Regions from separate parts of the Homo sapiens genome. Here regions 1, 2 and 4 are each linked to region 3. Evidence: chromatin contacts called from ENCODE Hi-C or POLR2A ChIA-PET data. All regions are on one chromosome and are shown on one strand. The core of a region is the stretch at or near the end of the contact, and the rest is flanking DNA. Distances in the headings are between cores, read along the strand shown. Region 1 holds the start of TNFRSF12A (TNF receptor superfamily member 12A). Region 2 holds the start of MMP25-AS1 (MMP25 antisense RNA 1). Region 3 holds the start of TFAP4 (transcription factor AP-4). Region 4 holds the start of LINC00921 (long intergenic non-protein coding RNA 921).

Evidence for each region. Hi-C counts contacts between places; a loop is a spot of excess contacts on that map. ChIA-PET counts read pairs that join two places held with the same protein, here RNA polymerase II (POLR2A). Pooled maps may share reads with other maps.
Region 1: a loop to region 3 is called in a map of CD14-positive monocyte, with 11 times the contacts of the local background. The contact joins the promoter of TNFRSF12A here to the promoter of TFAP4 in region 3. A Hi-C loop is called at or near these places in 1 of 168 maps with a recorded cell type or tissue (CD14-positive monocyte) and 10 of 50 pooled maps. POLR2A ChIA-PET finds 5 or more read pairs at or near these places in 1 of 52 experiments (BJ).
Region 2: a pooled map shows a loop between it and region 3 (5-fold over the local background). The contact joins the promoter of MMP25-AS1 here to the promoter of TFAP4 in region 3. A Hi-C loop is called at or near these places in 1 of 50 pooled maps. POLR2A ChIA-PET finds 5 or more read pairs at or near these places in 2 of 52 experiments (GM12878 and naive thymus-derived CD8-positive, alpha-beta T cell).
Region 4: a loop to region 3 is called in a pooled map, with 9 times the contacts of the local background. The contact joins the promoter of LINC00921 here to the promoter of TFAP4 in region 3. A Hi-C loop is called at or near these places in 1 of 37 single-sample maps with no recorded cell type and 5 of 50 pooled maps. POLR2A ChIA-PET finds 5 or more read pairs at or near these places in 1 of 52 experiments (naive thymus-derived CD8-positive, alpha-beta T cell).

The regions. Positions count from the first base shown.
Region 1 is chr16:3,018,895-3,022,432 of GRCh38, forward strand. TNFRSF12A (TNF receptor superfamily member 12A) reads left to right here and starts at 1,474. Exons shown (of 4, transcript NM_016639.3): 1 at 1,474-1,597; 2 at 2,321-2,425; 3 at 2,661-2,795; 4 at 2,877-3,489. The coding sequence starts at 1,504. The coding sequence ends at 2,932. RefSeq lists enhancers at 1-483, 1,252-1,896, 1,803-3,002, 2,542-3,185 and silencers at 1,323-1,542, 2,393-2,562.
Region 2 is chr16:3,056,915-3,060,619 of GRCh38, forward strand. It overlaps MMP25-AS1 (MMP25 antisense RNA 1), which reads right to left and starts at 2,456. Exons shown (of 5, transcript NR_123723.1): 1 at 2,082-2,456; 2 at 1,626-1,788. It overlaps MMP25 (matrix metallopeptidase 25), which reads left to right. Exons shown (of 10, transcript NM_022468.5): 5 at 119-295; 6 at 396-480; 7 at 617-699; 8 at 1,267-1,419; 9 at 1,498-1,755; 10 at 1,913-3,705. The coding sequence ends at 2,184. It overlaps LOC124900372 (sialidase-like), which reads right to left and starts at 2,456. Exons shown (of 3, transcript XM_047435000.1): 1 at 2,082-2,456. RefSeq lists silencers at 1,326-1,375, 1,406-1,535, 1,676-1,725, 2,186-2,655 and an enhancer at 2,694-3,599.
Region 3 is chr16:4,271,088-4,274,416 of GRCh38, forward strand. TFAP4 (transcription factor AP-4) reads right to left here and starts at 1,936. Exons shown (of 7, transcript NM_003223.3): 1 at 1,571-1,936. The coding sequence starts at 1,659. RefSeq lists enhancers at 153-1,129, 671-860, 1,761-1,810, 2,107-3,082 and silencers at 941-1,100, 1,461-1,510, 2,231-2,880.
Region 4 is chr16:3,262,133-3,265,437 of GRCh38, forward strand. LINC00921 (long intergenic non-protein coding RNA 921) reads left to right here and starts at 1,636. Exons shown (of 2, transcript NR_033904.1): 1 at 1,636-3,305. RefSeq lists enhancers at 1,697-1,856, 2,297-2,396, 2,547-2,616 and a silencer at 1,877-2,056.

The DNA of each region.
Region 1 (3,538 bases), core at 224-2,723, 1.3 Mb before region 3:
GTTGTTGTTTGTTTTTGAGATGGAGTCTCGCTCTCTCGCCAAGGCTGGAGTGTGGTGGCGCGATCTTGGCTCACTGCAAGCTCTGCCTTCCGGGTTCACGCCATTCACCTGCCTCAGCCTCCAGAGTAGCTGGGACTACTACAGGTGCCCGCCACCACCCCCGACTAATTTTTTTGTATTTTTAGTAGAGACGGGGTTTCACCGTGTTAGCCAGGATGGCCTCGATTTCCTGACCTCGTGATCTGCCCGCCTCGGCCTCCCAATGTGCTGGGATTACAGGCGTGAGCCACCGCGCCCGGCCTGTTTTGTTTTTTGAGATGGAGGCCCTCTCTGTCGCCCAGTCTGGAGTGCAATGGCGCTATCTCGACTGACTGCAACCTCCGTCTCCCAGGTTCCAGAAATTCTCCTGCCTCAGTCTCCCGAGTAGCTGAGATTACAGGCGCCCACTACCACGCCCGGCTAACTTCTTTCTTTTTTTTATTTTTAGTAAAGACGGGGGTTCACCAAGTTGGCCAGGCTGGTCTCGAGCTCCTGACCTCAGGTTTAATTGTTATACCCCCCGGGCCCTTAACAAAGCTGTAGTGGCCAGGCTAACCTGGGCAACATAGTAAGACCCTGGTCTCTACAAAAAATACAAAAATTAGCCGGACGTGGTGGGGCAGGGCCTGTGGTCCCAGCTACTTGGGAGGCTGAGGTGGGAGGCTCACCTGAGCCCAGAGAGCCGTGATCGTACCACTGCACTCCAGGCTGAGCAAGAGTGAGACGCAATCTCAAGGGGAGGTGGGGGGAAGGAAGCTGCAGTGATCTCTGCATGGATTGGTCGTGTGTCTGATTTCTTTTTATTGTTTGTTTGTTTGTTTATTTATTTATTTATTTATTTATTTATTTATTTGAGACGGACTCTCACTCTGTCGCCCAGGCTGGAGTGTAGTGGCGCGATCTCGGCTCACTGCAACTTCTGCCTCCCGGGTTCAAGAGATTCTCCTGCCTCAGCCTCCTGAGTAGCTCGGATTGCAGGCGCGCGCCACCACGCCCGGCTAATTTTTGTATTTCGAGTAGAGACGGCGTTTCACCACGTTGGTCAGGCTGCTCTCGAACTCCTGACCTCGTAATCCGCCTGCCTCAGACTCCCAAACTGATGGGATTAAAGGCGTGAGCCACCGCGTCCGGCCGTTCGTGTCTGATTTCTATATGTGCTGCCGAAGCGAGCACTCGTGTCTAATTTTTGATTTCCCCACACCACGCACGCTGGACTAGATCACCGGCTGGGCAAGGAAGGGGGTCTGCGTCCCTGCGGGGTCCTGGCAGCTCCCGCGCCAGGACTTTGTTGAATGAATGACTGAACTGAGCGGGCGCCGCGGGGCGGGGCGTCCCGAAGCGGACCTCAAGGCGGGCGGAGGCGAGAGCTCCGCCCCGGAAGGCGGGGGCGGGGGCGGGGCGGCGGCCGTGGGTCCCTGCCGGCCGGCGGCGGGCGCAGACAGCGGCGGGCGCAGGACGTGCACTATGGCTCGGGGCTCGCTGCGCCGGTTGCTGCGGCTCCTCGTGCTGGGGCTCTGGCTGGCGTTGCTGCGCTCCGTGGCCGGGGAGCAAGCGCCAGGTACGCGGGACTCCGGGGTCGGGGAACCCCGGGCCGGGGCTCGGGAGCCGGACTGGGTGTCTGGAGAACAGCGCCGAACTGGGGGAACAGGCGGATGTGGGGATCTGGGGTCAGGTGGCCTTCAAACAGCTCGCTCCCGGCTGTGGGAAGTTCCATCACTCTCCAAGCTTCATTCACAATCCGGGCCTCAGTTTCTCCCACCGTCCAATTGGGGTTGGGGGGGGTCTTCAGTTCCACAAGTCCGAAGTACTTCGAATGGAGAGAGAAAGTGAGTGAGGGCGGGATGTTTAGTCTAGGAAGGGGCACGCCCCCAGCCTGGTCCGTACAGGGTCTAACTAGCCCCAGTGATCGACGAGTTGGGGAGGCCGTCGAGAGGCACTAGGGTCTGTGCCCTCTATACCATGTGGGGTGCCCCCTTCCATCCGGTGACTTCAGTGCCCAGCTATGCGGGGGGAGGGACTGGGGTCGGGCCCGGTGCCCAGGAGTGAGTCACCCGCCGGCGGCAGGGGGGTTGTGGGGACCTGACCCCCCCCACCCCCAGCGTCCCGCGCTACGCCCTCCCTCCCGGAGCTGCCGTGTCCCGGTCGGGCCGTGCGGTCACCTGTGAGGAATGCGCGGGGAGGGCGCCGGTGACTCACGTTATTCGAGCCGGCCGACCCTGACCTCAGACCCCAGAATAGCCGAGTCCCGCCCCCAGCCTCTGACCCGAGGCCCCCTCCCCAGGCACCGCCCCCTGCTCCCGCGGCAGCTCCTGGAGCGCGGACCTGGACAAGTGCATGGACTGCGCGTCTTGCAGGGCGCGACCGCACAGCGACTTCTGCCTGGGCTGTGAGTGGGGGGCAGGGCCAGTGGCCAGCGGACCCCAGACTGGGAGGGAGGGTGGCTGGTGCGCAGAGCGGGGCCGAGAGCTTTGCATCTGGGAAATCATTCGGGAGGAGGTGGGAGCTGGGAGGGGGCTCCGGTCAGGGAGGAGGCCACGTTTGGGAGAAGGCAGAAGGCTCAGTCTTAGGGGGCGGGGCTGGCCTGGAGAGGGGCGAGGTCTGACTCCGAGTCCCGCCCCCAGGCGCTGCAGCACCTCCTGCCCCCTTCCGGCTGCTTTGGCCCATCCTTGGGGGCGCTCTGAGCCTGACCTTCGTGCTGGGGCTGCTTTCTGGCTTTTTGGTCTGGAGACGATGCCGCAGGAGAGAGAAGTTCACCAGTAAGTGTGCCCTGGCCTGCCCAGCCCTGTCAGCACTCGACCTTTTCTCTGCTGCTGACGACCCCACCTCTTATCTTGCAGCCCCCATAGAGGAGACCGGCGGAGAGGGCTGCCCAGCTGTGGCGCTGATCCAGTGACAATGTGCCCCCTGCCAGCCGGGGCTCGCCCACTCATCATTCATTCATCCATTCTAGAGCCAGTCTCTGCCTCCCAGACGCGGCGGGAGCCAAGCTCCTCCAACCACAAGGGGGGTGGGGGGCGGTGAATCACCTCTGAGGCCTGGGCCCAGGGTTCAGGGGAACCTTCCAAGGTGTCTGGTTGCCCTGCCTCTGGCTCCAGAACAGAAAGGGAGCCTCACGCTGGCTCACACAAAACAGCTGACACTGACTAAGGAACTGCAGCATTTGCACAGGGGAGGGGGGTGCCCTCCTTCCTAGAGGCCCTGGGGGCCAGGCTGACTTGGGGGGCAGACTTGACACTAGGCCCCACTCACTCAGATGTCCTGAAATTCCACCACGGGGGTCACCCTGGGGGGTTAGGGACCTATTTTTAACACTAGGGGGCTGGCCCACTAGGAGGGCTGGCCCTAAGATACAGACCCCCCCAACTCCCCAAAGCGGGGAGGAGATATTTATTTTGGGGAGAGTTTGGAGGGGAGGGAGAATTTATTAATAAAAGAATCTTTAACTTTAAATGGTTTGGAGAGGCAGTGATCCCCGACTGACTCCCCTGAGCTGGAGGGA
Region 2 (3,705 bases), core at 1,206-3,705, 1.2 Mb before region 3:
GCCACCTCTGGAGGGTGTCCTGCTGTTCCTGTTGGCCCCAGCTGCACTCGCAGGGCCTTCCTGTGGCCCCTTTCCCCAAGCAGGGGCGGCCGCAGCTCTCACCCACTTTCTCCTGCAGACGGCGAGGGGACCGACCTGTTTGCCGTGGCTGTCCATGAGTTTGGCCACGCCCTGGGCCTGGGCCACTCCTCAGCCCCCAACTCCATTATGAGGCCCTTCTACCAGGGTCCGGTGGGCGACCCTGACAAGTACCGCCTGTCTCAGGATGACCGCGATGGCCTGCAGCAACTCTATGGTAGGGGGAGAGGGACCTGCCGCGAAACCATCATTGCCCCATCCAGTGTCCTCTGCAGCAGGGCCAGGGGACGCACACCTGCCTGACTCTTTCCTCACAGGGAAGGCGCCCCAAACCCCATATGACAAGCCCACAAGGAAACCCCTGGCTCCTCCGCCCCAGCCCCCGGCCTCGCCCACACACAGGTGAGTCCCCCACCAACTCGGAGACCTTGGGTGACCAGCTGCCCAGCCTCAGTGTCCTCTGAGATGGGGATGGTGGGGGTCCCTGCCTTGGAGAAAACAAACCCCCCTCTCTACTCACCTCTCCTTTCCTCCCCAGCCCATCCTTCCCCATCCCTGATCGATGTGAGGGCAATTTTGACGCCATCGCCAACATCCGAGGGGAAACTTTCTTCTTCAAAGGTGAGTCATTTCACTTGGCCTCATATATGTTGGTTTCCTGCCCACTTCCAGTGACCCACTGGGGCTGTGGGCTTACCCTGGAAGCGGAACTTTTTTCTTCTTTGAGACAGGGTCTTGCTTTGTTGCCTGGGCCGCAGTGCAGTGGTGTGATCATGGCTCACTGCAGCCTCAAAATACTGGGCTCAAGCGATCCTCCCACCTCAGCCTCCCTGGTAGCTGGGACCACAGGCACATGCCACCACGCCTTGCTAGTAATTTATTTTATTATTTTGTAGAGATGGAGTCTCACTATATTGCCCAGGCTGGGCTCAATCTCCTGGCTCAGGTGATTCTCCGGTGTCAGCCTCCCAATGTGCTGGCATTACAGGTCTGAGCCACCAGGCAAGGCCCTGGCACTTTTAGCGCTAAAAAGGGAAAAGTCTCAGGCGGGCCAGGATGGGCTGGTCACCCTAGATCCATTGCGCCCTTGATTTCCAGATGGGACCCCTCCCCACCCAGCCACACACCCTGGGGGAGGAGACCTCCTGCTGTCTCATGCCTTCCTGCGAACCCCTTTGTCCCCTGCAGGCCCCTGGTTCTGGCGCCTCCAGCCCTCCGGACAGCTGGTGTCCCCGCGACCCGCACGGCTGCACCGCTTCTGGGAGGGGCTGCCCGCCCAGGTGAGGGTGGTGCAGGCCGCCTATGCTCGGCACCGAGACGGCCGAATCCTCCTCTTTAGCGGTGAGTGGGGCCGGCGGCGGGGCGCGCTGGGGCCGGCGCGGGGAGCCCACCCCTGACCTCCCGGCCTCCACCCTGCAGGGCCCCAGTTCTGGGTGTTCCAGGACCGGCAGCTGGAGGGCGGGGCGCGGCCGCTCACGGAGCTGGGGCTGCCCCCGGGAGAGGAGGTGGACGCCGTGTTCTCGTGGCCACAGAACGGGAAGACCTACCTGGTCCGCGGCCGGCAGTACTGGCGCTACGACGAGGCGGCGGCGCGCCCGGACCCCGGCTACCCTCGCGACCTGAGCCTCTGGGAAGGCGCGCCCCCCTCCCCTGACGATGTCACCGTCAGCAACGCAGGTGGGGAGCGCGGTGACCTGCGGGTTACTGGGCCTGGGGGTGGGGAGAGGGATGTGGGGAATGGGGACATGGAGGCCACCCTGCGGGGATGGGGGTCCTTGGGCATCAGGGAGCGGCGGGGCGGGGAGGGACCGGGACTCAAGCTCTGCTCCTCCAGGTGACACCTACTTCTTCAAGGGCGCCCACTACTGGCGCTTCCCCAAGAACAGCATCAAGACCGAGCCGGACGCCCCCCAGCCCATGGGGCCCAACTGGCTGGACTGCCCCGCCCCGAGCTCTGGTCCCCGCGCCCCCAGGCCCCCCAAAGCGACCCCCGTGTCCGAAACCTGCGATTGTCAGTGCGAGCTCAACCAGGCCGCAGGACGTTGGCCTGCTCCCATCCCGCTGCTCCTCTTGCCCCTGCTGGTGGGGGGTGTAGCCTCCCGCTGATGGGGGGAGCCATCCAGACCGAACAGCGCCCTCCACGGCCGAGTCCCCCGCCGCTGGACCTGGTCGGGGGTTGTGAGGCGCTGCGGAGGCCCCTTGTCTGTTCCCACGGACGGGGGCTCGGGCGCGGACTAAGCAGGGGGGATCTCCCGCGCAGGGGCGGCGGCGGCGGGGACCGGTCGCCTGGCGCTGGGCTCAGTCTCCTCAGGGTCTGAGACCCCGGCGCTGCCACCGGAACCCGCCTTCAGGGGCGCACGCGCGCTGGGACCATGCGTCGGTCGTCGCCCCCGTCGTTCCCTCCCGGCTGCCGCCAGGGGGCGGTCGGACCCCGCCTCCCGAGCCCGGGGAGGGGCGGGGAGGACAAGGGGCGGGCCCGCGGCCTCACCCGGAGGGACGGCAGCCCCGGTCGCGCGCTGGCCCCGCAGGACCTTCCTTTTCCAGGAAGAGCCAGCTTTTCTCGGAGCGCAGTCCTGGGACTCTCCGCAGCCCCGCCCCGCCTGGCCACTGCGTCTGGCATTCCTGGGTCGTTAGAGGACAGGCCTGACTGCGAAGCTGTGCCTTGCCCCTCTCCCACCCGCAGTTTCTCACCCCGTTCTGCTCCCACAAGGCCCCCCTACAGTCACTGCCACACTGGTGGGGACCTGGGACCCAGACCCGGAACCAGCCCAGATATCACCCCTGAGGACCCATGCGCCACGTCCTGGGTGGTGGAATCAGTGGCTGGAGGGACGACCCTTGCTCTCCAGGCTGTTAACCTTTTCCGTTGCTCCCCCGCCACCCACCTCCTCCTCCCCAGGCCACCCAACTTGGGCACCTCCCTGGGCCCAGAACTGCCTTCCATTCAATGGGGAACCCTTCTATCCCCAAGAACCCCTTCCCTGCTTGCACCCTGGAGAGAACAGCTTGACTCCCATCAACTCAACGCTGGTGGAAAGACAGGGACCGAACCCTGGCTCAGGCCTGGTCATTGCCTCCTCAGCACTCCCTCCTGGGAGGCCTTAGCTCTAGAGTGAGGGGTGGGTGGAACCTGGGGGCACCTCGTTCACCCTGTCCCCACTCCCCACAGTTTTAGGATCTAAATGATTGCCTCTGGAACTATTCTTCTAGACTATCCCACATCAGAATCACTGGGAAATTTAAGTTTGCAGATCCCACACTCACCCTGAATCCTCACTCAGGGTGGGGTCAGGAATCTGCATTTTAACTAGTCGCGGGGATTGTGGGGGGCAGTAGCTGGCTGTTTCGTGGCATTTCTGTGGCTCTGCAGTGTTCCTCCACCCCAGGACCAATATGTTCAGGCCACACCGATGGCCTGAACCCCATGGGTAGAGTCACTTAGGGGCCACTTCCTAAGTTGCTGTCCAGCCTCAGTGACCCCCTAGTGCTTCCTGGAGCTGAGGCTGTGGGCGGCTGTCCCAGCAACCATGCGAGGGGTTGCCCCAGTTGCTCATACAAACAGATCAGCATGAGGACAGAAGGCAGGAGACTTTGGTCAGTTACCTGGGAATTCTGGGCTGCCAGGAA
Region 3 (3,329 bases), core at 686-3,185:
GCCTCGTGCAAGGGCCAGCCCTCGGGGCATCCCTGCCAGCTGCCAAACCCATCAACTGGCCCAAGTCTAGGTATTGACTGGGAACTTCAGAGTAGCCTTAAGGTGGGGACCCCCGGGGCAGAGGGTTGGGCAGGAGTGTCTACACGTGTGCAGCAACCTTCCCTCCAGGCCGGATTCTGCAGGCGCTAGCGTCCACCAGCCTGTGCCACACCGGCGGGCTCCTCCTCCCTCAATCCCCGCCCAGACTGCCTCGGGCGGCAGAGCACGTGGCTCCAGCCCTGGGGAGCCATTTCGCTCCTGGAGCAGCGCGGCAGGAAAGGGGCCACAGGTCCCAAACTTGCGCACGCCGTAGAACGCCCACCTCCCCCACACCACGCCCAGGGGGTCGTTCAAAATGCAGATGTCCGGGCCCCAGCGATCAGAGTTCCAGGCATGTGCATTTTAAGAAGTGTGCGGGGTGGTTTGGCTGTGTGTGGTCCTTGAGTCCATCACCCTTTGGGTTTAGAGCAACCTAGGACCAAAGCTTGCAAAGTGGCTTCTGGGGAGGCCTGCGGACCTCGGGCCACCCACCCGGCTGGGGGACCCGACGCTTTCGGTTTACGGCAGGGGGGAGGGGCGTTGGATGGGAAAGTTTGCAGAGGAAACCCACGTGCGGCGGGAAGCTGCCCTGCGAGGCTAGGGGCGGCCTCAGGTGTCCCTTCCCCAAATGGCCTGCCCACCTGGCCTGCCTTGCCCATCGTGCCCGCGGGGGCCGAGCTTTGTGCAGGGAAAGCGTGGCCCAGGAGCGCCTACAAATCCCACAATGCTGCACCAGCAGGACACGGAGAACTACAGCTCCCGCGAGGCCGCGCGCAGAGGTCCGCCTACTCCAAGAGGGCTGCAGAGTCACGTCCAGGCCTCGCTAGTAAACAGCGCCCGGGCGCGGGCGGGCGAGCGAGCGGCAGCCAACGTGCCCCGGGCCGCGGCGCCCCTACCGGCCGCGCGGGCCCCTCGGGGTCCGCCCACCCCCAACACCCACACGCGAGCACGCCCCCGACCCCGCTGCAGCCCCGCTCTGCAAACACGCACAGTGCCCGGCTCCCCGCCCCCACCCCGCGCCGGGAGCCGCGGCATGGCTGCATTGTAGCCGCCCTAGCTACACCCCCACGCGCGCCCCGGGCCCCCAGACCCCCTTGGATGGGGACGACCTCAGATCCCGAGGAAGGAAGGAGAGGAAGGAAGCCGCCGCAGGAGGGGGAAAGAGGAAGCGCGGGGGGGAAGGCCACCAGCACCAAGCATGGCCGGGACTGCTGCAGAACCACGTGGGTCTGTTTGCAATTTACAAACGTCGCGACTCGCCCGCCTGCAGCGGACAAAAGTGGCCGGGGCCGCTTGGGGCCCCCATGCTCCAAGGAAGGAGGGTCCCGGGGCGGCGCGGACCCGGCGTGTGGGGCTGCAGCCGTCCCGGCAGCTAAGAAAGGCTAGCGGGGTCGGCGGCGCGGGCCATGCGTGCGCACACGCGCGCCCGCCCGGGCGGGCTGGCCGGGGGCTGCAGTGGTAGGAAGGGGGTGGGGGGAGGAGGAGTACACACCTACAGAGCCCTCCTATCACTTCTTTCTCTGTTTTCCTGAAATGTTGCAAAGAGGGCACCTTCTGAGTGGGCACCATGAAATACTCCATAGCGATCGGCCCCCCTCCTCTGCACGAGCCAGGTCCCGCGATCAGCCGGAGAATGCAAGATGGAAATCCGAATCAAAGGGCAGCGCCGGACGGAGGTGCAGAATCGGCCGGTCCCAGATGCTGGCGGCGGCGGCGGCGGCGAGGGGAGGGAGGCGGGCGGGAGGGGCGGGAGGGAGGTCTCTCCGGCCTGCCTCCCCGGGCGTGTGTATGTGTGTGTGTGTGTGTGTGTGTGTGTGTGTGTGTGTGTGTGTGTGTGTTTGCAGCTGATCAGATGTCTGTTTCAAGGCGGGAAACAGCTGGTGAAAACTCAGCACTCCCCCGGCCTCCTTCCGCGGAGTAAGGAATTGCATGTAAACAAAGGACTATTTGCAGCGCCCCCCGGGCGGCGCGAGGCCGGGGCGAGAGGGGCGCGGGCCCCCGGGGACCGGCTGCAACCGGGGTCTGCAGGCCTCTCGCGGGGCGCAGGGGGCCGGGGGCCGCGGGCGGGCTTGCGGGGCGCGGCGTGAATGGAGCGAGCTGCGGCCGAGCTACATGCGCCACTATGGGTGATGAGGTCCATCAGCTGACAGGTTGGCAAGCGTTGCAAAAAAAAAAAAAAAAAGGCCAGCCACCGCGCAGGGAGCCCAGCCCGTGCAGCCCGGAGTCCAGCAGCGACTGGCCCAGAGCAGGGTCCGCGCGCTCGGCCGGCCCGCAGGGAGGAGGGGGCGCGGCTGGGTCGGGCGTGCAGCGGCAGCAAGGAAGGCGGCCTGGGGTTCGCGCTTGGGGCTTCTGCTTTTTCACCATTGCAGCTGCACGGAGCGGAGCCTCTCCGGTGTGCTCCCTTCGAGCCGAGCCCAGGGCCCCCTGGAAACTTGCGTCACAGCCACCGCTTCCCACATGTAACTCGGGGCTGACTTCGGAGGCCGGCCAGCTTCCTCCCTCCCGCCTTGCTTAGCTGGCCGCACGGCCGGGACTCCGGATCCTGGGAATCTTGGACCCGGCGACGGGACGGCAAAGGGCGCCTCGGATGCTGGGGCCGCCCTAGGAAGCCGGGGGCCCCGGCAGGGAGGGGAGGGTGGAGGCGGGCCTGAACGGCAGCGGCCCCCGGGCGCAGGCTGCCAGCGCTGCGGGGAGGTCTGCTGGTTGCTGCCGGGTCCCCTGCTATTCCCCCAGACCCGCACTGTTCCCTCCGCGGGCTGAAGGCTGCAGCTTCCCATTCATAACAAAGCCCGTGTGGGACTTGCCCCTCCGCCAGGATGCGCTCCCCAAGAGGGGGTGACGACTTGGGGCAGGGACGGGGACCCTGGCGGCGAGCTTCCGTCCTCCGCTCGCACGCCGCACCTTCCGGCCCCAGGCCCTCCCCTGGCTCCTGGAGGGTTGGCTCCTGGCTCAGGAAGCCCACGCCTGCCTTGGAATGTCCTGGATCCTGCCCACCGCCTTCCAGGTTCCGCCTAAATCGCGCCTCCTAATTTGACTTATTCCTACTAGTAACAATAGTTACTGTTATTATTGGGAAATATTGTTATTAGATGTTGCCAGCACCCGGTGGATGCCGAGCAGTTTTGCTTACACGCTCTCCAATCCTTGAAGCAACCTGTTAGGCAGTTTCTCTAAGGAGAGATCCCAGACCACTTGACCAAAAAAAAGTCTCTGGAAGGCTTACTATGTTTCTACTTAAAAAAAAAAAAAAA
Region 4 (3,305 bases), core at 386-2,885, 1.0 Mb before region 3:
TCTTACTCTGAGATGAGGGGACACTGGAAAGTTTGAGCAGAGCAGTGACATAATTGGAGTTACGCTTTAAAAGAAACATTCTGGGCCGGGCGCGGTGGCTCACACATATAATCCAGCACTTTGGGAAGCCAAGGAAGGTGGATCACCTGAGGTCAGAAGTTCGAGATAAGCCTGGCCAACATGGTGAAAGCCCGTCTCTACTGAAAATACAAAAATTTGCTGAGTGTGGTGGTGATGTGCGCGTAGTCCCAGCTACTCTGGAGGCTGAGGTGAATCACCTGAACCTGGGAGGCGGAGGTTGCAGTGACCTGTGATCGCACCACTGTACTCTGGCCTGGGTGAAAGAGTGAGACTGTTTCAAAAAAAGAAAGAAAAGAAAAGAGAACACTCTGGCTTCCATAAGAGACAAGAGATGAGAAAGGTGGAAACAGAGAGGAGAAAGCAATCTATTGTCACAATGCAGGAAAGCGACTGCAGGGCCCTGAACCACTGTGGAGGCAGAAGGGTCAGATTCTGGGTGATTCTGAAAGCAGGGCTGACATGATAAGGGTAGACTGGATACTGGCGGGTGTGAAGATGCATCTAAGATACCTGTTTCTGGCCAGATTTTACAAAGGGCCCTTGTTGCTACCTTAAGGAGTTAGTGTTGAATCCTGCAGCAGCTAAGAGCTTCTGCAGGATCTCCCTCTCAACTTGGACCAACCCACCTGCCGATCCCAGCCCAGATCAATGAGATCTGCTGCCCAGTCCCCTACGCAGATAACACTAATTGTAACTGATCTTTCTGAGGGCACCTCCTGAGCAGCTTGGAAACGGAGGGAGAGGAGAGGAAGCCAGCTTCCCAAAGTGGGGTGTGGCAGGTGGCCTTAACCCTGCTGAAGGGCTGCAGTCATGGGGCTCTGAATAGATCCCCACACCACTCACCAATGAGCTTCATTTGGAAGGCGGTAACGTTAAACAAGAGGGTTTGTAAAAAATAAAGGCCTACACACATAATTTTTTCTGATTATTAAATCTAGGTGGAGAGTACGTGAGTATTCATGTTACTCTCTCAACTTTCTTGTGCTTAAAAATCTTAAAATAAAAACTTTAATACGCTCTGTCCTACCAATATTTATAGGAACCTGACTAGCAGCCAGGCTTTGGACACGCAATCCCCGGCCACCAAAGGGCTGACAGGCTAGTGAAAGGGGCAGAAAAATAACAAAACTGTGTCTGGAAGGCAGCTACTCCCTTTTTTTGTTTGTTTGTTTTTTGAGACGCAGTCTCACTCTGTCGCCCATGCTGGAGTGCAGTGGCGCGATCTTAGCTCACTACATGTGCCTCCGGGGTTCAAGCGATTCTCCTGCCTCAGCCTCCTGAGTAGCTGGGACTACAGGCGCGCGCCACCACGCCCGGCTAATTTTTGTATTTTTTAGTAGAGACAGGGTTTCACCATATTGGTCAGGCTGGTCTCGAACTCCTGACCTCGCGATCCGACCGCCTCGGCCTCCCAAAGTGGTGGGATTACAGGCGTGAGCCACCGCGCCCGGCCCTTTGTTTTCTTACCAACTAAGCAGCAGCACTGACACTGTTTCCTTTGAGGTTCCGTTTGCTGAATCCTGCCCTCTAAGGTGCTCCGCCCTTCCACTCCCCGCCCCGTGCTGCTGTCATTCCCACGCCTCACCCTGTTTTGCAACTTCTTGTTTATGAGCCTGGAAGCCACGAAGTGGTGGGAAATACGAGATTCAAATATCTGGTGGCCGTGTGACGTGAGTAAATTACTCGATTTTTCTCAGTTTCCATTTCCTATCAAATGGGTTGTTCTGGGAATTCGGGGAAGTAACAGTGCCGGGAACCGCGGGAGGAACCGCCAGCTGCGTCCTCGGACGTCCCCAAAGCCCAGGGCGGCGACTGGCACGACTGTCAGGGGCGCGTCTGTTAAGAGGACAGGGGGTCCCGCCCCGGCACAGCCGTCTCCTCCAGGACCCCTCCCGCCGACGCCCCACGGACCCCACGCCCGAGCGGAGACCGGCGCGAGTCCGGGGTCTCCGGTCCGGCAGCCCCTCCCTGGCCCGGCGCCCCAAAGGGAAGCGGCCTGGGGGAGGAGACGTGTGGAAAGAGCGGCAGAAGATAAAGAGGAAGTAGCGGTAGAGAATAAAAAGGAACTGTCCGCAGTGTGCCCGGACGCGGGGAGGCGCTGGGGTCAAGCGAGACCCGACCTGCACGCAATTCCCGCCGGGGTCCCGGCCTGCCTGCGGGAGGGAAAGGACCCAGGGCGGCTTCTGCCAAAAGTGCGGCTTCTGCCGAAAGTGCGTCTTCTGCCGAGGGGCCCACATAAGGCGCGACAGACACTCCAGCCCGACCCCGACGCCCCGCCCTCACGCATGCACATGCGCGGAACACTCCCAGAAACACATCTCCCAGAGCGCCCCGGGAGCACGCGAGCCAATTGGAGGGCGGATTAGCGGGGGCCCACGTCTCCCAGAGGTCTCCGAGTCGCGGCTCTGTTGGTCTGATTGGCAGCCGCAACAGCCTATAGCTGCTTTTCGCCGGAGGGGCCACGCGCCGTTTGCCGGGACTGAGCCGCTGTTGTCGCTGGTATCCCGGGAGCAGCGCCGGCAAGTGGAGTCGTCGTATTCCGGGCGGCCCGCGGCCCACGGGGATGGGACGTCCCGGGGCTGTGCTGACCCCAAAACCCTTCCACACTTTATTAGCCTGTCGCCCTTCTTTCATGTTTACAGCAAATATTTTCCGAGTGCCTAATGTGTCCCACTTACTGTGCCACGTGCGAGGGTGCACGTGTCAGGCAAGATCGCTGTTCCAAGGAGGCTGAGAACAAGTAAATGGTAATTACCAGTTATGACCAAAGCTGTGAAAGGAACAGATACATCAGCCTAACAGCAGCACTGCCGTTTTCTCCCTTATAATCAGCAGAGGCGGGCTAGAGCAAGGATTCTCAAACTCTGCCCCCTCAGAACCCTAGAGTACGGTTGCTGAAACTTCTGTTTTTTCCTTTTGAACAAATCTAGTAACATGCTGTGAGCCAGAGAGGTAATGGTTTGGCTCAAAGAAGGCACATGCATCTGGTTTCTTTCTTCTTTTTTGAGACGGAGTCTCGCTCTGTCGTCCAGGCTGGAGTGCAGTGGCGCCATCTCCGCTCACTGCAAGCTCCGCCTCGCGAGTTCACGCCAGTCTCCTGCCTCAGCCTTCCGAGTAGCTGGGATTACAGGCGCCCGCCACCACGCCCGGCTAATTTTCACGCCCGGCTAATTTTTTGTATTTTTAGTAGAGACGGGGTTTCACCATGTTAGCCAGGATGGTCT